2 separate regions of the Homo sapiens genome follow, and region 1 is linked to region 2. Evidence: chromatin loops called from intact Hi-C (ENCODE). Cell type or tissue: OCI-LY7. All regions are shown on one strand. Each heading gives the region's core, and the rest is flanking DNA. Links, peaks and the distances in the headings are about the cores only. Region 1 has its middle 58 kb from the start of PELI1. Region 2 has its middle 7.6 kb from the start of LINC00309.

Region 1 (10,470 bases), core at 1,329-9,328, 130 kb after region 2:
CTTCTAGTACATGTAAAGCAGGGTAGGAATAAATAATAATGTAAGTATGTAATTACTTCTTCTTTTTTTTTTTTTTTTTGAGACGGAGTCTCACTCTGTCGCCAGGCTGGAGTGCAGTGGCGTGATCTCGGCTCACTGCAAGCTCCACCTTCCGGGTTCACGCCATTCTCCTGCCTCAGCCTCCCAAGTAGCTGGGATAACAAGCGCCCGCCACCATGCCCAGCTAGTTTTTGTATTTTTAGTAGAGACAGGGTTTCACCATGTTGGTCAGGATGCTCTCGATCTCCTGACCTTGTGATCCGCCCACTTTGGCCTCCCAAAGTGCTAGGATTAATTACTTCTAACATTTGAGTGTCCCACTTCACTCTTCCCGTCTGACCCAGACTGAGGGCACTGGTGAAAGTCCACTTATTATGTCTCTAAGGTTATAAGCTCAACATAACTCTAACACTTTGGCCCTTCGTTGCAATGGATCATCTTGTGCTACCACTTCTTTTTTTGTTTAAGACAGGGTCTTGCTCTGTTGCCGAGGCTGGACTGCAGTGGTGCAATCACAGCTCACCACAGCCTCAACCTCCCAGGCTCAAGCAATTCTTCCACCTCTACCTCCTGAGTAGCTGGGACTACAGATACACACCACCATTCCTGGCTAATTTTTTTCATTTTCAGTAGAGACGCCGTCTGACTAGATTTCCCAGGCTGGTCTCAAACTCCTGCTCTTAAGCAATCCTCCTGCCTCAGCCTCCCAAAGTGCTTGGATTACAGGTGTTGAGCCACCACACCCTGCTGTGCTACCACACTTTAGAGACCACTGGTTAATAAACCTATGTTCCATTCCCTTCTCTGTTTTCTCTAAGCACTGCCCTATAGCAAATCAGAACAGCAAAACTCTGCATCACTGAACTCTGTTATTCTGTCTGTCACCCCCACTTTCAGAATTACTCTTATATAAGTATTCTTTAATGTTTTATCCTCAAATTTTATCTACTTTTTTTTTTTTTTTTTTTTTTGAGACGGAGTTTCATTCTGTCGCCCAGGCTGGAGGGTAGTGGTGTGATCTCGGCTCACTGCAACCTCTGCCTCCCGGCTTCAAGCAATTCTCCCTGCCTCAGCCTCCCCAAGTAGCTAGGATTACAGGTGCCGGCCACCACACCTGGCTAATTTTTGTATTTTTAGTAGAGACGGGGTTTTGCCATGTTGGCTAGGCTGGTCTCGAACTCCTGGACCCAAGTGATCCACCCACCTCGGCCTCCTAAAGTGCTGGATTTACAAGCGTGAGCCACCACGCCCGGCCTCTGCTTTCTTAAAACAGATTTTTGTATACCCACTGTGTGCCAAGCCCTGTCCTAAACCGGGTGATATAGCAGGAAAAAAAAAATCCCTGCCTTCATCGTGTTTGTATTCTAGTGTACAAGATAGAAATAAGCAAGAAAAAGTAAATATATGTATATATACAATATGATAGTGAACTGTGCTGAGGGGGCAAATAAAGTAGAAAGAGGAGATGCAGATGCAAAATGTCATATGCTGGGGCAGGAGGAGAAGTGTTTGCAATATCAAACAGGAAGGCTAGGGAAAGCCCCACTGGGAAGGTGGTATTTGAATAAAGCTCTAAAAGAGCTGAAGAGAGAAGGGAGTGGCCACTTAGAGGGGCATTTAGGCAGAGAGCTCTACAAGGCCCTTGCAAGGGCCCTGAAATAGAAGCATGTCTGGGATATTTCTACAATAGCAAAGAGGCGTGTGATGCCAAGTGGTATGAATCAAGGAAGAGTAGCAGGTAAGGTCAAAGAAGTAAAACGACAGAATTTAAGTGACAGATGGGGATGACAATAGATTATGGAGAGCCCCCTGGGATTTATGGCTTTAATTCTGAATGAGATTGGGACATTGGAGGGTTTTGAGCAGGTGAGTGACTTGATGTGACATATTTAATAGGATCTGAATACACTGAAGGTGGGATCAGGGAGAACATTGCAGTAATCCTGGAGATAAATCATGGTTTGGATAAGGTGGTGGCAGTGGAGGTGGTTTGAAAAGTGATCAGATTCTGAATGTGTTTTAAAGGCAGACCTGACAGCATTTGCTAGCAGATCAGCTACAGGGTTTGAAAGAAGAGGGATCAAGGATGACTCCACTCAATCAGCCTCAGCAACTGGAAGGATGGAACTGCCATTTGTTGAAGTAGAGATTATAGGAAGAACTGTTTAGGGGATGAGGCTCACTGGTGGAGGAATCAGGAACTCCGTCCTGAGTGTTAGACTGAGGCACCTGTCAGACGACATTTGCCAAAGGAAGGACAACTCCACTTATAACTACTATCAAAGTTCTCAACCATTATGATCAGTGTTCTCTGTATACCCCACGCTAGCTTAGAAACAAACAAAAAAGTATCCCTCCTGATGAATGGTGAATTTCCTTTCATTGAAATAGAGAGTTGGGACACGTCTCATGGTTCTCTCTTTGCTTTGGCTTCCCTCTAAGGAAATGAAGTTTTGTTTTCAACTATAATCGCTTCATTTAGCGAAAGCATTCTGATAAAGTTTTTCTTCCTCCTCGCCATATACACCTTTTTCCTTGGCTCTTGCCTTTAAAAAAAAAAACAAAAAAGAGTCTTCAGTTTTCCTGAATCTTAATATTTTGCTGCTTCAAATCCTTTTTGGCAGTGGCAGAGCACAAGTTGTGCTTTGCTTTTAAAGTTTTTGAAAAAATATTTGAGTGCTTATGGAAAACAGAATTCTTAAACCTATAAGTTCAGATTTTAATGTCCAGTTTCCCTGAAGGAAATAGGCCTGTATTTGATAATTATCAACAAAAAAAAGTAATAAGATCGAGTTTTCCAGGCCGGGCGCGGTGGCTCACGCCTGTAATCCCAGCACTTTGGGAGGCCGAGGCAGGCGGATCACGAGGTCAGGAGATCAAGACCACGGTGAAACCCCGTCTCTACGAAAAATACACAAAGTTAGCCGGGCGTAGTGGCGGGCGCCTGTAGTCCCAGCTACTTGGGAGGCTGAGGCAGGAGAATGGCGTGAACCCGGGAGGCGGAGCTTGCAGTGAGCCGAGATCACGCCACTGCACTCCAGCCTGGGCGACAGAGCAAGACTCCGTCTCAAAAAAAAAAAAAAAAAAAAAAAAAAAAGATCGAGTTTTCCTAATAATCGCCATAAAATACCATGTCCATGCATTGTGTTAGATGATGGAACAGGAATGTTGGGTTATTTAGGTTGACATTAAATTGTCAACTCGGCTATGTGTGTGAATATTAAGCCACAGCGTACAAGCATTCCTCACAGCTAACATGTGCGTGTATGCTATGTGTCAAGCACTATTCTAAATGTACCCTACTAGGAATATTACTGATATTATTTTAAAAATCAAAGCATCCCTGTGAGGAACCAACTGTTAGATTCATTTTACAATGGAAACCAGCCATAGCAATGTAACTTGCCCGAGATTCACATGTCTTTTAACTGGGGGACTTGGAATTTGAACTTTGGAAGTCTCACCCAATTTGTGTGTACATAATCGCCACATTTTGTTGCTTCCCCATTTTAATGATGGAACACATTGAAGGAATTCTTTTGCGAGTTGGTAAATAAGTATGATTTCTGGCACATGACAGATATTCGAAAACTATTTCTTGGATGATTGAACAAAACTGAGAACTCTGGACCTTTAAGCTACTTAATACTGAGTAGAAGCATTAATAAAAATAGTCAGAAGAATAAAGGTTACATACAAGCTATTATTTGATCAGAAAATATGCTTTCATTGGCTGAAAAATAGGAAGGGAAAAGGTGAAGATACTACAAAAAGTGGCACTAACTGGAAAGTTGACAAGGCAACAAGAAGAAAATCGATGGTGCCAGAATAGAACAAAAGGATTGCCCTGGAGGAAAGAGAAGAAATATCAATGACAGCCAAAAAGGATGTCATCCAGACATTCAAATTTTTAAGAACCTATTTTAATGAGGAAAGGCACAACAAGCAGCCAATATTTAAAGGGAAAATTAAGATTTCCTGAAGTTATATCGTATTACTGTATAACTATTAATAAAAATAATAAAATATAAACTAGAGAGGATCTTGGACATCAAGTTACAGATGAGGAAATGAAGGCCAGGATGAACTGATTACTGATTGACAGATCTGGTATTAGAACTTCCATGCCTATGTCTATCCTCCAAGACTCAGTTATATTTCCACGTTTTGTTTGTTGAAGCAGAGGTAAGAACATTGCATTTTAAGTTTTTGTTTTTAAATTATAAGTGTCTGCAGAGTAAAACTATCAACTCTTGTTGTCATGTAAACAATGATTCCCAAATGTAAGGAATGATCTGCTTCAGATTTCATTTAACTAAAAGGCTGCTTAGTTTGGAAATGAAAGACAAAAGCAGGGAAAGAGAATCGAGAGTTGTCCAGTAGACTCACTTACAGTCCTTTGGTATGCTATATAAATCATTATAAATCATTCAGCTAATATGAGTGCTCATTCAATGACAAGGCTCTTATTTTACTCTACTATTTGTTATGGAGTTAGGACAGTTATTTTGCCTAGCATACCTCTGCAGGAATGCAATGTATTCAGATACTGTTCACTTTCAATTGGCTTGTCAAATGACCTTTGGGAAATTAGTTATTTGAAATGGAGATGGTAATGTTTTATTAAAATGTTAAAATCACTATACTATCAAGCAATTCAAAAAAATCTTTCTCAATTCACAAAGTAGTTGAACAATAGTAACCTGAACCATAGCGACCATAAAGTTGTCTAAATTTGGGGCCTGGCGCAGTGCCTCACGCCTGTAATCCTAGCACTTTGGGAGGCCGAGACGGGGGGAGGGTCACCTGAGGTCAGGAGTTCAAGACCAGCCTGGCCAACATGGTGAAACCCCGTCTCAACTTAAAAAAATAGGAAAATTAGTGAGGCATGGTGGTGGGCACCTGTAATTCCAGCTACTTGGGAGGCTGAGGCAGGAGAATCACTTGAACCTGCGTGGCGGAGGTTGCAGTGAGCCGAGATCACACCACTGCACTCCAGCCTGGGCGACAGAGCAAGACTGTCTCAAAACAAAAAACAAAGTTGTCAAAATCTGGAATCGTGAGGGGCAGGAGTTGAATTGGACCAGGTGTATAGGGACAAGAGAATGAACGGTTCACACAGGCTGTCTGCTATCTACAGCCAGGAGCTCCCAAAGTAGTATGGGCTCAGGTGGCAGCTGCGGAGGGGTAGTGGGAGGAATCCCCTACTGCGAGTCTTCCCAAGTTGTTTTGCACAGGGGTTGGGGAAGAGAGAACAAGCAGTTTTTTGGAGATTGGTCTCTCTCCCCAACTCCCATCTCCCTCTTTTTCTCTGTCTCCCTCTCCTCTCTCATAAACACACCCACCAAAGAAATCCTCCAAATTCTGGAATAAGTATAGCTTCTCAAGGTGACTAGGTTGAAAGAAACAGTGTTCACTTGAGTGTGTAAATTCTAACATGTTTCTTAGTGTCATTTCTATATTAGTCATACTGCATGAATGCAAATGTTGATTCTATTTTTCATTGATTTTATTCAAAGAACTCAACTGTGACAGGAATCCCTGAATCAAGTATACTATGCAAAGTTGGTATCTTGTTGCAAAGGTAATACAACTGTGAAGTGATACTTGTTATGATGAAATTAAAGTCAAAGATATGACTCTTGGGATGTAACCTTTTGCAGAGAAGCATTAAAAGAATGTTATTCTGCTTTGGTATATGCTATAGGACTTTTAAAGTTTGAGAGTTAACAATCAAGAGTTTCTTTGCAGCTGCTTTTATGGTTTCATTATTGCTACTGATTTCAAATATAGCCGTATTTATTTACCAAAGTGTTTTAATTCCTCTTTAAATACAAAAGGACCATTGAAAATGTTGTCTGGGTGGAATTTCACAAATACAAGGAATTCTTCAGACAAGGCATGGGTCCAAGCCTTAATCCAGTCTGGCCTCAGATACCAGTCCTTAAATGTTCCTTTATCAAAGTAGGTAACAATGGGCAGTTATTCACTGTAAATAAACTAGGGACTGAGTGAGGGGAGTTAGAAAATATCAAGATAAGCAGTTTGCCCTTCGGAGAGGACTCAGTTGTACTGAAGCCAGCATTTCCTATCATTTTGTAACATACTTTTATTTTTAACTCCTTGGCTCTGTGGTCATGAATCTCATTACCTACCATTCTATGGGAACAAAGTAATTCAACCCTTTGGCATCAATGAATTAATACTTCTTCTACCCTATTTTAGTTCCTTGGGTCTTTGGTGGTGGCCCTATGTATGGAATTAGACTTGCAACAGTAGATGGTCTCAGACTAACAAATTTACAGCCTCTTCATTTTGGGAGCTCAGTGGGCTCTTTGAAATAAAACAAAATCGGAGCTTTTTTTTTTTTTTTTGAGATGAAGTTTTGCTCTGGTTGCCCGGGCTGGAGTGCAGTGGCGCAATCTCAGCTCACCACAATCTCTGTCTCCCGGGTTCAAACAATTCTCCTGCCTCAGCCTCCCAAGTAGCTGGGATTACATGCATGTGCCACCATGCCAGGCTAATTTTGTATTTTTAGTAGAGACAGGGCTTCTCCATGTTGGTCAGGCTGGTCTCAAACTCCTGACCTCAGGTGATCCACCCAACTCGGCCTCCCAAAGTGCTGGGATTACAGGCGTGAGCCACTGTACCCAGCTGGAGCATCTTAAATGTATTTTAAAGTTATCCTCAGTCTAAGGAGCTTTTTAATCATTCAATGGCTAATGGAAAGGATAATCCAAATTATCTGTAGCTGAAACACTTTTGAAAGGATATATAGTTTGGAGGACAGAGTACAGAGCAATGACCCAACATATCAAATTCTCTAACAACAAATTCCAAGGAATTTGTTCCTATTAGCTTGCATTGGAATGTAATTCTGTGTTGATCTGTGACACTAGTTCAAACATCTTTTTGATCTGCAAAAATGTTTTGTCATAATGGGAATTAAAATAGAAAGTTGATCTTCACCTTTTCATTCATTCCCTCATTACGATGAGTTAAGCCTGCTGACCAATGAAATGTCCTACAAAATAGGAGCAACATGAGCAAAATAATTGACATAACAAGGAGAAATACACACTTTTACTCTGAGAATATTACATTAATTTGACCTTTGTCATTATTGTTGTTTGTTATGACTGACATTTTGGACTGCTGATTAACCTGGATTTCCAGATATCCTTGGCTTGTAAGTACATCTGTAACCACAGGACCCAGCATCTACTAGAGAGGGTTTGCAACAAGAAGCTCATACCTCACTGAGTGAAAATATTTCAAAAACATCTATTTTGTCACTTTGTTTCTTTAAAGTTTCCCTTTATGTGGAAAGGTGATAAAAGGCTTTATTTAGAGAACTAGGTATAATTAAACAAAAGGGAATCTTATGTAGTGACACTATTTTCCTGGCTGGAAAAAACACATTGACTCTTAAGGTTCTTTATGTGCTTCTGTTTGCATGGTTCATTTCCAGCTAACACAGCATTTCTGAAATGCCAACATTTGCTTTTTGTTTTCTGGTGTTGTGTCTAAGCAAACTAATATGGGTGCCAAGAAGATAATGCTGGGTTTTTAATGGAATGCCAGATCATCAGTTCTTTTTGAAGTGGGGTTTGAGTTAGTTATTATGTTAATAAATCTAAATTTTGATCCCCTTTGTTGACCAATTATTTTCTCCTGAAGAAAAACTATCCTATGACCAGCAATCTTGCACATATATATTGGGGCTAATATATACTGGAATGAATAGATAAAAGAGTGTGAATAATGCAATACATCACAATCAATCTGATTAGAAAAACAGCTCAGAGCAAAATTATCTGATAATTTAAGATACCAAAATTCTTTTTTTTTTTTTGGTATTTGTATTGGAATTTAATTATATATTGACCCATGACAGCTTTCCATTAGCCATTACCAAAATCTCTTTTTTGGTATTTTAAATTAGTAGCATGATTGGTACCTGTATGATTGGAAGTTAAACTATCAGCTGTTATTCTGCTTCTTAAAGGCTAGGGGGGCTTGTCAATAGAGTAAGGGTCTCCCTCTCTTAAACGGAGGTCTGTCCAAGAGAATAAAATACTTACAGGAGACCTGAGGAGATTATGAGAAATAAGATGTCTTGCATACAGTCAGCCTGCAGTTAAATATTCATTGAATATTTGAGCAGATTAGAACTGGAGCCTTCATCCTTCATGTGTTGAAGAACTATTTTTAATTTTCTAGCAACCTTAAGATCACTGGATAGGAGAGGAACTCCACTCTTGAGTGGAGAAGTAAAGTAGGAAGAGTCTAGACTGACAGTTGTGATAAGCCTTTTTCTCTCTCCTTGTCCTGTGGGACTCCTGGGGAAACCTCAAACACAGAGGCCTGTTGACAACTTAAATTGGAAAGCAAGAGCTGATTTTAATTTGATCTTTTTTTTCTGCTTGAGTATCACAATTTACAATGCTCTGGTAAAATTAGTGATTTTTTAAAAAATCATTAAAGATGTCTAGAGGGGAATTCTTTCTTTTCAGTCACCATGAGAGTGGTTGTTATATAGAATATTTCTTAATTGCCTGACTACCCAGACATGTTTATCCACTAGGAAAGTGAAGCATGTATTAAAAACTGAATACCTACTTTGGGTTCATTTATTCAGTAAAAATATATTGAGCTGAGAGGCTCTGGAAATACAAAGATGAATAAAATAGACATGGTCCTTACTCTTACAATGCTGCAGTCTTGCAGAAGGTAAATAAGCAATTACAATATGGTGTAAGTGCTATAGCAGAAGGAAAGATCTTTGGAGAACAATTTGGAAGTTCCTCAAAAAACTAAAAATAGAACAACCAGATGATCCAGTAATCCCACTGCTGGGTATATACCCAAAATAAAGGAAATCAGTATATTGAAGGGATATCTGCACTCCCATGTTTACTGCAGCACTGTTCACGATATCCAAGATTGGAAACAACCTACATGTCCACCAACAGATTAATGGATAAAGAAAATGTGGTCCCCATACACAATGGAGTACTAATCTGCCATAAAAAAAGAATGAGCTCCTTTCATTTGCAACAACATGGATGGAACTGGAGGTCATTATGTTAAGTGAAGTAAGCCAGGCACAGAAAGACAAAGTTTGCATGTTCTCACTTATTTGTGGGAGCTAAAAATTAAAACAGCTGAACTCATGGAAATAGTAGAAGCATGGTTACCAGAGTCTGGGAAGGGTAGTGGGGATATGGGGGAGAAGTGAGGATGGTTAATGCGTACAAAAAATAGAAAGAATGAATAAGACCTAGTATTTGCTAGCACAACCTGGTGACTATAGTAAAAAATAATTGTACATTTAAAAATAACTAAAATAGCAAAATTGGATTGTCTGTAACACAAAGAATAAATGCTTGAGGTGATGGATACTCCATTTACCCTGATACAATTATTACATATTAACACGCCTGTATCAAAGTATCTCATGTACCCCATAAATCCATATACCTATTATGTACCCACAAAAATTAAAAATTAATTTTAAAAAAGAGGAAGAAGACCTTTGGGAGCACATAGAAGGGGCACTGAACCAGACTCTGGAAATCAGAGAAGATGCTGTAAAAGGAAATGTTTGGAATCAGGGACTTGAAGGAAAAGGGAGATAGCTAAAGATGGGGGCAGAGTGGCAGGTGGGGACAGTGGGAAGAGGATTCCCAGCAGAAGGAATGTCTTAGTTTTTGCAGTGACTCAGCACCAATAGAGAGTAGTGCATACTTGAGAAAATGGAATTGAATGTGGGTAAATGGAGAGTAAAAGGAGGTGAGTGGCAAGAAAAGAGGCCAAAGACACAGGCAGAAGACACATGGACAGGCTTTTGTAAGCCAAGTCTAGATGTTGAGCTTTATCCTATGGGCCATAAGGAATCAGAGAATGGTGTGATTAAATCTCAATGCTTCAGGCCAGGCGCGGTGGCTCACACCCATAATCCCAGCACACTGGGAGCCGAGGCGGGTGGATCACCTAAGGTCAGGAGTTCAAGACCAGCCTGGCCAAGACGGTGAAACCCTGTCTCTACTAAAAATACAAAAATTATCCAGGCGTGGTGGCGGGCACCTGTAATGCCAGCTACTCAGGAATCTGAGGTAGGAGAATCACTTGAACCTGGCAGGCGGAAGTTGCAGTGAGCAGAGATCACACCACTGCACTCCAGCCTGGGTGACAAAAGGGAAACTCTGTCTCAAATAAATAAATTACCACGTTTGAAAGATCACTGTGGCTGTACTGTGGAGAATGGGTGTGGAAGACTGGAGGCAGAGAGACAGAAAGTTATAGAATAGCCCAAGTGAACGATGATGGGGAACTGGAATAAGGGAAGTAGCAGTAGGAATGGAGAGAGATGAATGGGTCTGAAACATATGTAACATATGTAAAAGTAAACTTGGCAGGGCTTTATGA
Region 2 (10,470 bases), core at 996-8,995:
CTCACTGTAGCCTCCAACTCCTGTGCTCAAGTGATCCTCGTGTGTCAGCCTCCTGAAAAGCTGGGACTACAGGTGTGTACCATCATGCCTAGGTAATTAAAAAAAATTTTTTTTTTGTAGAGATGGGGTTTCACTGTGTTGTTCAGGCTGGTCTCAAACTCCTGGCCTTAAGTCATCTTTCCACCTCAGCCTCCCAGAGTTCTGGGATCATAGGTGTGAGCCACCACACCTGGCCCAGATACCCGTTTTTAAAAAGAATCAGTAATGCCATCCTGGCCTTGAAATTACTGAACTAAAGAAATGGAGAACCCAAAAGAAGAAAGATATAAAACTGATCAGCATTTTAACCAAAAAAATAAGTGAAATGATTAAAGTAGTACCCAAAAAGAAAATCTAAAAAGAACAGGGAAGGATGCCTTTGTTTAAAAATAACAGAAATAAACTCTGACTAGTTTAACTAACAAAGAGGACTTGTTGGAGGGATAACAGCAGAGTGATATTTAGCTGATTCACCCCAGCATGGTTATCCTACATGTTTATGGTTGGTTGGTGTTTATGCTCTACTCTTTGTTAAATATCTTGCCCAGCAGCCGTGAACACTGGAGTTCCTCATATACTCTAAGAGCTAGATGCAGCCGGACCCCGAAAATGAGCAAGAACCAGTGTATCGTATCTGCTAGTTTTGGCAACAAGTCATGAAAACTCAGACTTAAACTGGCTTATAACACGGGTTGGCAAATGATAGCCTGTAGATTAGCTACTTGTTTTACTGGGACACATTCACATCCATTCATATATGTATTGTCTAGTACTGCTTTAGAGCAAAACAGAGGACTTGACTAGTTGTGACAAAGACCTTACGGCCAGCAATCTTAAAATATTTACTCTCTGGCCCTTACAGATAAAGTTTGGCGACCCCTGGCTTCTATAATGGGTCATTTACTATCTAATATATTGGCTTGAGTGCCAAGGTGGACTCAAAACTGCCATCAGAGGTCCAGGCTTTTTAGAATTCTTGCTGCCATCTTCAGTGTTGCCCTCAAACAAGCATGGTCACGTTCATGATGGCAAGAAAGCTGACAATGGCAATCAGAACTATGCACTTCCTTGTTCACGTCCAGCATAAGACTAATTTCTCCCCTAGGAATGGAATACAAATCTTCAATCAGATGATTGGGCCAATTTAGGTCACATGTCCATCACTGGATCAATACAGTTGCCAGGGCATTGCCATGCACATAGTGTCTTGGACCAGTCTGCAACCCTCTCTAAGGATGGATGGATCCAGAAAAACATCAACATTAAGAAATGAAGAGTGGGCCGGGCATGGTGGCTCACACCTGGAATCCCAGCACTTTGGGAGGCTGAGACAGGCAGATCACTTGAGACCAGGAGTTTGAGATCAGCCTGGCCAACATGGTGAAACCCCGTCTCTACTAAAAATACAAAAATTAGCTGGGTATGGTGGTGCACATTTGTAATCTCAGCTACTTGGGAGGCTGAGGAAGGAGAGTGGCTTGAACCTGGGAGGCAGAGGTTGCAGTGAGCCGAGAGCATGCCATTGCATTCCAGCCTGGGTGACAGAGCGAGACTCTGCCTCAAAAAAGAAATGAAGAGTGATTGTTAAGTTAAGTGAGCAACAGTTCCCACACAACCAGGCACTGGAGGACTATGGAGGAACCTAGGAATGGTTTCTCTCTTCTGTCTCTAAATCTTTGCTTCTCTCTTCGACTCTGATTCATTTTTTTTTTTTATATCACAACCTGGTTTCTGCTACTTCTCCCAACATGGTGGCAAATACAGCTACCAATAGCTCAGATATTTACTATTACAGTCTTACGGCTCAAAAAAACTAAGCTCTCTTTTTCTCCGTCTTATTTTCAAGTACCTGGGGAAAGATTTTGACTGGCCCAGCCAGGGTCAAGATTATCCTTTAACCAAAAATGGGGTCATGTTCTTGAGTTTGGAAACTCCCACTATAACCACCTAGACACTAGTACAGAGTCAGTTAATTCTGAAAAAGAGTGTTGGCAGATAAGCCAATAGGTGTCTGCTACAGTATGTTGGTTTCTTCATGTCAGATAAAATCTATCTTTTCCATTATTCGTGATTGTATACATTAAGATTATTTTTCATTTTGAGAAACATAGACACAAAAGAACAGTCATTTAAACAAGACAGTTTATCTTTCATACAAAGCTGCAGAGGTAGACAAGCTTATTACATTTCTGTCCACTCATCTGCACTGTTACCCTTGTCTTCATGGTCCAAGATGGCAGCCAGAGCTCCTGCTTGCATGTCCATATTGGAGGCAACAGGACAGAGAAGTTGCCATATACTTCCATTAGTACTTTGCAAGGGAAATTGGAAAACAGCTGCTTTTTTTTTTTCTGAACAGCTACATGCCTAGCTTAAAACTCAGGGGTTCGGCCGGGCACAGTGGCTCACGCCTGTAATCCCAGCACTTTGGGAGGCCGAGGCGGGCAGATCACGAGGTCAGGAGATCGAGACCATCCTGGCTAACATGGTGAAACCCCATCCCTACTAAAAATACAAAAAATTAGCTGGGCCTGGTGGCGGGCACCTGTAGTCCCAGCTACTCAGGAGGCTGAGGCAGGAGAATGGCGTGAACCCAGGAGGCGGAGCTTGCAGTGAACCGAGATAGCGCCACTGCACTCCAGCCTGGGCGACAGAGCGAGACTCCGTCTCGACAAAAAAAAAGAAAAAAATCAGGGGTTCTATCACTATGGAAGAAAAGAACACATATTAGGGGACCAATAGCAGTCTCTGCATTTTGATTGTTCATTTTTAGAATACATAAGGCTCTTAAGCTAGAATAGTTTCTTATTTATTTTTAATTGACAAAAATTGTGTATATTTATGGGGTACAATGTGATTGTTTGATCTATGAATACATTGTAGAAAGAGTCAATCAAGCTAATTAACATATCCATCACCTCATCAACTTACCAATTTTTTTGTGGTGAGGATGTTAGAAAGCTATTCTTTTAGCAATTTTGAAATATACAATACATTGCACTGAATGGTGACCACAGTTAAAAGAGTTTCTTTTTAATACAGAAAGAAAAAGAGTAGTCATCATCAAGTAACAGAGTTTAAAAATACAACTCATGTTTTATACCCACATAATTGAAATTGAAATACATTAAAGTAACAGAAAAAATATACAAAACACTGCCATTGTTTACTTATGTCATGTGTGGCCTTCAAATAAAGGCAATTTTGTGTCATAGTGAGGAGCTATCTGCCAGACAGTGACAACCAGTTCATGTCACTTTTGACAAAACTCTGTGTAAATTCTGTAGGTTTGTGGTATAAAAGGAGACAGATTAACATTCCTTTAATTCAGTCTCAGTCTTAGAAACATGAAATGCTGAAAAGTTATTTTTTAAGCCCAGGAATCTTCTCCCACCCATTAAGCTATCAAAATGGAAATGTCCAAAATGACCAGGTGTGTTTGCTCAACGAAAAAAAAAAGTGTTTCAGTTCTGCTTACTGCAATGACAGCTTGTAAAGCCTTCATCAAAGGAGGCTTTACAAGTTACAAAGCAAGCCTTTGTAACTTGCTTTTTCAAATTATGATTAATGGGCCTACTCTTTTCACAGCCAGTTTCCGATGGAAAGAAGATTCAAGTAATATTCTCCATGCTACTGTGGTCTGTTCTTAGTGGTGACTACTACAAGCCTGACTCAGTCAATTTAGATTTAGAAAAAATAATAAAGCTCCAGTCTCATGCCTGTGAATGAATGGGGAGTAGAGAAAGGGATTTTTTTTAGTACCTGAAAAGTTCCAGCAAAACTAAGCTTCATTGCTGAGGGTGTGTCAGCTGTTCAGGGCAACACCCTTCCTGCAGTTCGGGAGTACAAGAGCACAGACGTCAAGTATTATTTGGTGACAAGAATAGAACATTATTCTGAGCAAAAAAGTGTTATTCAAATTCTACCAAAGCACACAGATGCTGTGACATGGTAATTATTCTAAGAGTGATTAATTTAGAAATTACCTAACCTTTTTGGTTTCTATTTTCGATGACATTTGTAATCTAAATGAGCAACAAACCTGTGCCTCTCCAGCTTTTACATCAAACTCCAAACCTGATTTCCACTTTTATTTTAGGATCAGCAACTCATTTATTAGCGTCAGTCTGTATCTCAGAGATATAAGGCCATTCTAGGGCCAGGTGATCTGCAGACAAGGAATGGAGAAGTAAGAGAAATTACTGCTATCGTTTTCGAGCAAAGCAGGAGAGTAACACATCACCATTTGACTGTCCCCTTCCTCTCCCGTGCTGCCCCTAGAGATCTGAGCAGAAGAGGAGGTCATAGAATGGCTGATCTTTGCTGAGGGTTGGGACTTTGGCCTCTTCTTGTGAATCAACAAAATAATCAATCCAGCATTGGTTGTACTTAATTAAGTTTTAGATCCTCAGCAGATCTGCTTATTAATCCATTCTTTTGCAATAATTTTTCTAGCATCTGCCTCTACTGGGCTCTGTGTTAAACTACGGGTATACACAGAATCATCAGAAAGGGGCCCCATTCTCAAAGAACTTACCATCCAGTGATACTGGTATTAGTTTCAGTTATAGGAATAAGCAGCATGCATTTAGGAAATGACTGACAGGAAATATGTACAAATGATCATAATGGTTAGATGAAATTATGGGTAATTTTTAAAACTTCCCCAAATTCCTACAATGTTATCATATTCCTATAATTATATTCATCTAATGGTTTGAATTTAAAAATACAACAGTAATCTCAAGCCCTAGTATTGAAATTGAGTGATGAATTTTTATTTCTTCAAATAAAACTACTTTAAGTAATATAACCTCCATTATAAATTGTAAAAGTTACTTTTTATAAACAGACGTCAACTATTTAATCATAACACAGATTCTATCTATCATAGCATAACACAGTTATTACAGCAAATCCACTTAAGTCTTCCTGGGACAAGGGAAAAGGGCATAGGTGAAAACCACAGAATAAAATATCTTGGACTATTTTAGGCCTTCCAATGAGGGCAGTGAGATGAATGGCCCTTTTTAACCTCTATACAAACCATGTTGTCATTTACCATGCACCTATGATGTAGTGGCTAGGCTTACCAGAAAACACTCTTAAGCAGCCTCAGAAATGTTGAGTCATTCGTACATGTAATCTACCTCATAATACTGAGAAAAGTACTTGAAATGTCTCAAAAAGAGAAGCATTAGTACAAACTTGTAACAGCTACAGTGGTCATCAGACCCGGACCAACTGTAGTCAATGGTTTTACCCACAAGCCAACTTGTGAGTCAGAATCCCACTTGTTTTCAGCTGAAAACACAGGTGATAGGAATTCAAGCCCTCTACCCAGTGCTATGAACACTGTGAGTACTCTCCAGATGGGAGCTATGGGTATTGTCCTTCAAAGATACAGAATAAATGTTGAGGTGTCGTTTTGACCATGAAACCTGATCAGTTCTATGCTTTAGCTACATGCCTTTCTGATGCCTTCAGAGTACAAATACCCAGATGGTTTGAGTATTTAAAAGGAGGCTTATCAAAAAAAAAAAAAAAAAAAAAAAGAAGGGTTGAAAAGAAAAGGCACTTATTGAGTTCTTCAAAAACAACAGTTGAAGTGAATAAACTGTCATGGGTGCTTTTAATATGTAAATTTGCAAAGTCATATGCTTATTTCTGTTATCAGGAAGTAAGTGAAAAAATTCCTTTTAAATTCACTGAATCAACACAGATATGATGTGTTTTGTTTTGTTTTTTTTTGGGGGGAGTGCGGTTTTTTTGACACAAGTTCTTGCTGTTGCTCAGGCTGGAGTACAGTGACACAATCATAGTTCCCTCTAACCACAAACTCCTGGGCTTAAGCAATCCTACCACCTCAGCCTCTCAAGTAGCTAAGACTACAATGCTATGCCACAAAGCCCAGCTAACTTTTGTATTTTAATTTATTTTATTTTAATTTAATTTTATTTTTTGGTAGAGATGAGGTCTCACTATGTTGCCCAGGCTGGTCTCAAATTCCTGGACTCAAGCAATCTTCCTGTCTCGGGCTCCCAAAGCACAGGGATTATAGGCATGAGCCCGCATGCTGGGCCCACAGATATGATTTTTATAGACTTTTCTCATTTTTGTCGTTCCTGTCTCTGAAGTTCTGAACTTTCATTTATTCAAGCATATTTACTGATTTCCTACCATGTGGCAGACATTGATCTGGTGCTTAGAATACATCAGTGAACAACAACAACAAAAGATCTCTGTCTTTATAGAGGTTACATTCTAGGTAGAAGACATAAAACAAACTATAAACACAATAAGTAAGTAATTTCAGTAGGATATTACATGCGATAAATGCTTTGGGAAAAGGAAATGTTAGACCAGGGTAAGGCATCAGGAGTGCCAGCTGTGGAGAGGGAAGGCAAGTTCAGTTTCAGCTAGGCAGCAGGGGAGGCCTTGCTGAGAAGGTGAGAACTGAGTGAACAGGTGATGAGGATGAGGGGTGGGTCATGTGCTGTGGGGGAAAGTATCCCCGTCTGAGGGAACAGACATAGCTGGGGCATTTGAGGAACAGACATAGCTGGAGTGTTTGAGGAACAGTCAGGAGACCAGTGTGGCTGGCATGGAATGAGTGAAGGTGAGGTTAGCAGGAGATGAAGCCAAAGAGGTAATGAAGAGTTGGTCATCTGAGTGGTGTAGGCCTTTGTAAGGACTTGTATTTACTCTGAATGAAAGAGGGCACTATTGTGAGTTTTCCAGCAGAGGCGTGATACGATGAACCTACACATCTGAAGCATCTCTCTGACCAAATCCCACAGTGTGGCAAGGGTAGAAGTGGAGAGACTTGTGAGGAAGTGAATGTGATCATCCAAGAGAGAGATGACAATGGCTTGGAACAGATTGGTAGCAGCGGAGGTAGTGAGAAGTGGTTGGATGTGGGATATATTTTGAAGAGGAAGCCAACAAGATTCGGATGTGAAAAAAGAAAAAAAGAAAGAGGAGTCCAGAAAGACTCGAAAGGTTTTGAATAGAGTCACCATCGACGGATGGGGTGCAGACTGGGAGTGGAGCCAACTTCAAAGGGAAGAACAGAAGTCCAAGTTTGGACTTGTTAAGTTTGATATATGAAGCAGGCAGCTGGATAAAGCTCTGGAGTTCAGGAGAGAAATCTGAGCTGGAGGTGCACATTTGGCAGCTTCTGATGATATTTAAGGCTATGAAACCAGGTGAGATCACCAAGAAGGTGAGTAAGGAAGAGAACAGGACTAAGATTATGAGGTCAGAGGGAAAAGGCGGGACCAGCAAAGGAGTCTCAGAAGGAAGTGAGGAGGAGGAAAATAAAGAAAGGGTGTGTGCTGGAAGCCAAGTAAAGAAGCTGTTTCAGAGACAAGTCAGTCATCACTGTGTCGGATGCTACTGACACACACCTCAGATGTTGCCTGAGAAGCGAGCAATGGGCTTAGAAAAGTGTAGGTCAGGCCAGGCACAGTGGCTCACACCTGAACTCCCAGCCCTTTGGGAGGCCAAGGTAGGCAGATTGCTTGAGGCCAGGAGTTTGAGACCAGCCTGGCCAATATGGTGAAACCCTGTCTACAAAAACATACAAAAATTAGCTGGGCGTGGTGGCGCATGCCTGTAATCCGAGCTTCTTGGGAGGCTGAGGCAGGAGAATCACCTGAACCCGGGAGGTGGAAGTTGCAGTGAGCCGAGATCGTGCCACTGCAGTCCAGCCTGGGTGACAGAATGAGAATCTGTCTCAAAAAAACAAAAGAAAAGTGTAAGTCATTGGTGACTTTGAAAAGACAAGCTTCAGTAGAGGATTCATGGGAGAAAAACTTGTCTGAAGAAAGATTAAGAGGTGATAAAAAGAGAGAAATTAGAGGCAGCAAATATCGATAACCATTTAGAAAAATTCTGCTTTCAAAAGGAGATGCAAAGAATTGGGGCTGTAGCCCCATTTTTCTTAAGTGTTTTTGTTAGGCATTAGTATGTAAAATTAATACTTGCTAAATGAATGTCCTATTTTTTCAGACAGGCAAACATGTCTAATAAGTGTCTACTAAATACTATGTAATTACTAGAACATTATTGGAAAATTAACAATTTACAATGGAATTAACAAACTATGAATTTTCTTTTCTGTACAAGGTCTTTTTAGAGATTATAATATCATCTCCATTATAGAAGAAACTGTGCAGGCCAGACACAGTGGCTCACGCCTGTAATCCCAACACTTTGGGAGGCCGAGGAGGGCAGATCACTTGAGGTCAGGAGTTTGAGACCAGCCTGGCCAACATGGTGAAACCTTGTCTCTACTAAAAACACAAAAATTAGCCAGGCGTCTTGGCATGCGCCTGTAATCCCAGCTACTCGGGAGGCTGAGTCAGGAGAATCGCTTGAACCTGGAAGGTGGAGGTTGCAGTGAGCTGAGAATGCCACTGGACTCCAGCCTGGGTGACAGATCGAGATTTCATCTCGGAAAAAAAGAAAGAAGAAAGAAAAGAAGAGAGAGAGAGAGAAAGAAAGAAAAAGAAAGAAAGAAGAAAAAGAAAGAAGGAAGGAAGGAAAGAAAAAGAAAGAAAGAAAGAAAGAACGAAAGAAAGAAAGAAAGAAAGAAAGAAAGAAAGAAAGAAAGAAAGAAAGAAAGAAAGAAAGAAAGAGAAAGAAAGAAAAGAGCAAAAGAGGCCTTCTCAAATTGATATATGTTTTAGGATCTTCACTCCCATCCTTCTCAAAATGCTACCATTTATCTCAGCAAGAGCACCTTGTGAAGCATAAGCACAGCAACCTTTGCCACTTATACCCAAGACCTTGCAGCTCTTAGCATCCAATGTCTTACTTCCAATAATACTGTACGATGGGGAAAGGCAGTGAGTTGGTATGTGGGTGCTGTGGGTGTGAGGAAGATAAAGACAGAGGAGGAAGCATGTCTTAAAAGTCAGATATAACTCCAGTGACTAATTTTGACTGTAATTTTGGTGTTTTGTGCTAATAACAAAGGCTAACTTCAAACCCAAAGGTGCATGTGTGTTTGTTTGTTTTTAAGACTTTTCTTTTTTGGAGAGGTGAGAACAGCAGGAATTTTTTGCTATTTTGCTCTTTATTCAAACTATACCTAAGCCATATCATGGTATCTAAATCACTGGTAATATCCTGAAACTTGCATTTTAAAAATCTGATTTAATTTAAATAGCTCTGAAAATATCCTCCAAAAGAGATAACATTTATTGCACCCACAATCATAGTAAAGATCATCTCTAAGTAAAAAGAACATGTTCTATCTTATGCCTTTCACTGACACAGATCATTCCTCACCTAGCTGTATAAGTAGTTTCCTTGTGCAAGAATAAATGTTGAAATTATGTTTAATATACTATGGAAAAGAATGTATTGCTAATCTCTGTGTGAAACTTATGTCTGTGTTAGCAACATTCCAATTGTAATATAATATAGCAGAATGGTTAAGAACACTAGTTTTGAGACCTGCAATGACAGTGATGGCCCAGGAAGTGCCGATGAAGGGGGAGGCATGCCCTCCTGAGTTCATCTGGGCACTGGAGAGACAGGTACTGCGCAGGGTTGGGTCTAGGATGTGGCAGAAAGACAGAACATGAGGAGGATGCAGGGCCTCCTGCTCCCATGCAGCGCTGGCTACCATGGGGGCAACAATGCCTCCATGCAGCAGAAAAAGTACTGCAGGGAAAGCTGCATCCTCAGGCCCTGGTGACCTGCAAGTTGGAGAAGTTCCAGGACCAAACAACCCAATGCACCTGCAACAACACAGTCAAAGAGTTGATGGATACGGGGAGCAAGAGTGTGGATGAGCACATAAACCATATCTATGATCAAAAATATAAAGGGTTCCCTCTCATCCACTGGAAAATAAGGATCTTTGCCCATGACCATCAGGGTTAAGAACAAGAACTATTTAAAAGAATGAAATATTTTGTCTTTTAAGAAAAATTAAGGAATGAAGCAATCAAGAATTGTATTAAGTTCAAATAATACGTTAACTTGCCACTGGACATTTGGCTCCATCTTACATTTTGATCCATAGGAATAGAAATTGAAGAAAGTGATGATAAATTTTGGGTCAGAGCCTGGGCACAGTGGCTCACACCTATAATTCCAGCAATTTGGGAGGCCCAGGCAGGCAGATCACTTGAGGTCTGGAGTTCGAGACCAGCCTGGACAATATGGTGAAACCTGACTCTACTAAAAATAGAAAAATTAGCTGGGCATGGTGGCGGGTGCCTGTAGTCCCAGCTACTCAAGAGGCTGAGGCAGGAAACTCGCTTGAACCCCGGAGGCAGAGGTTGAAGTGAGCCAAGATGGTGCCACTGCACTTCAGCCTGGGCGATGGAGTGAAAGTCTGTCTCTAATAAATAAATAAATAAATAAATTTTGAGTCAGTAGTAGTGCAAGATTTTTCTAGAGCCAGATTTCATG

What was found. A loop is a pair of places that touch in the nucleus more often than their neighbours do. Peaks named below come from ENCODE experiments on the same cell type or tissue, not always from the same donor. Only the 100,000 strongest peaks of a DNase experiment are listed, where the experiment ranks them.
Region 1: it touches region 2 in a loop (5-fold over the local background); 2 of 110 quality-filtered maps call a loop at or near these places.

Annotation. Positions count from the first base shown.
Region 1 is chr2:64,081,611-64,092,080 of GRCh38, reverse strand. No RefSeq gene overlaps it. Among named protein-coding and RNA genes, the nearest start is that of PELI1, 58 kb to the left of the region's middle. RefSeq lists an enhancer at 5,148-5,337. In OCI-LY7, for the core only: no CTCF peak of the experiment used is centred there; DNase peaks (open chromatin) are centred at 1,580, 2,170, 5,160, 5,510 and 1 weaker place; H3K4me3 peaks cover 5,659 bases; H3K27ac peaks cover 7,389 bases.
Region 2 is chr2:64,207,866-64,218,335 of GRCh38, reverse strand. No RefSeq gene overlaps it. Among named protein-coding and RNA genes, the nearest start is that of LINC00309, 7.6 kb to the right of the region's middle. In OCI-LY7, for the core only: a CTCF peak has its summit at 4,455; DNase peaks (open chromatin) are centred at 3,545, 4,275 and 5,215; H3K4me3 peaks cover 2,577 bases; H3K27ac peaks cover 4,488 bases.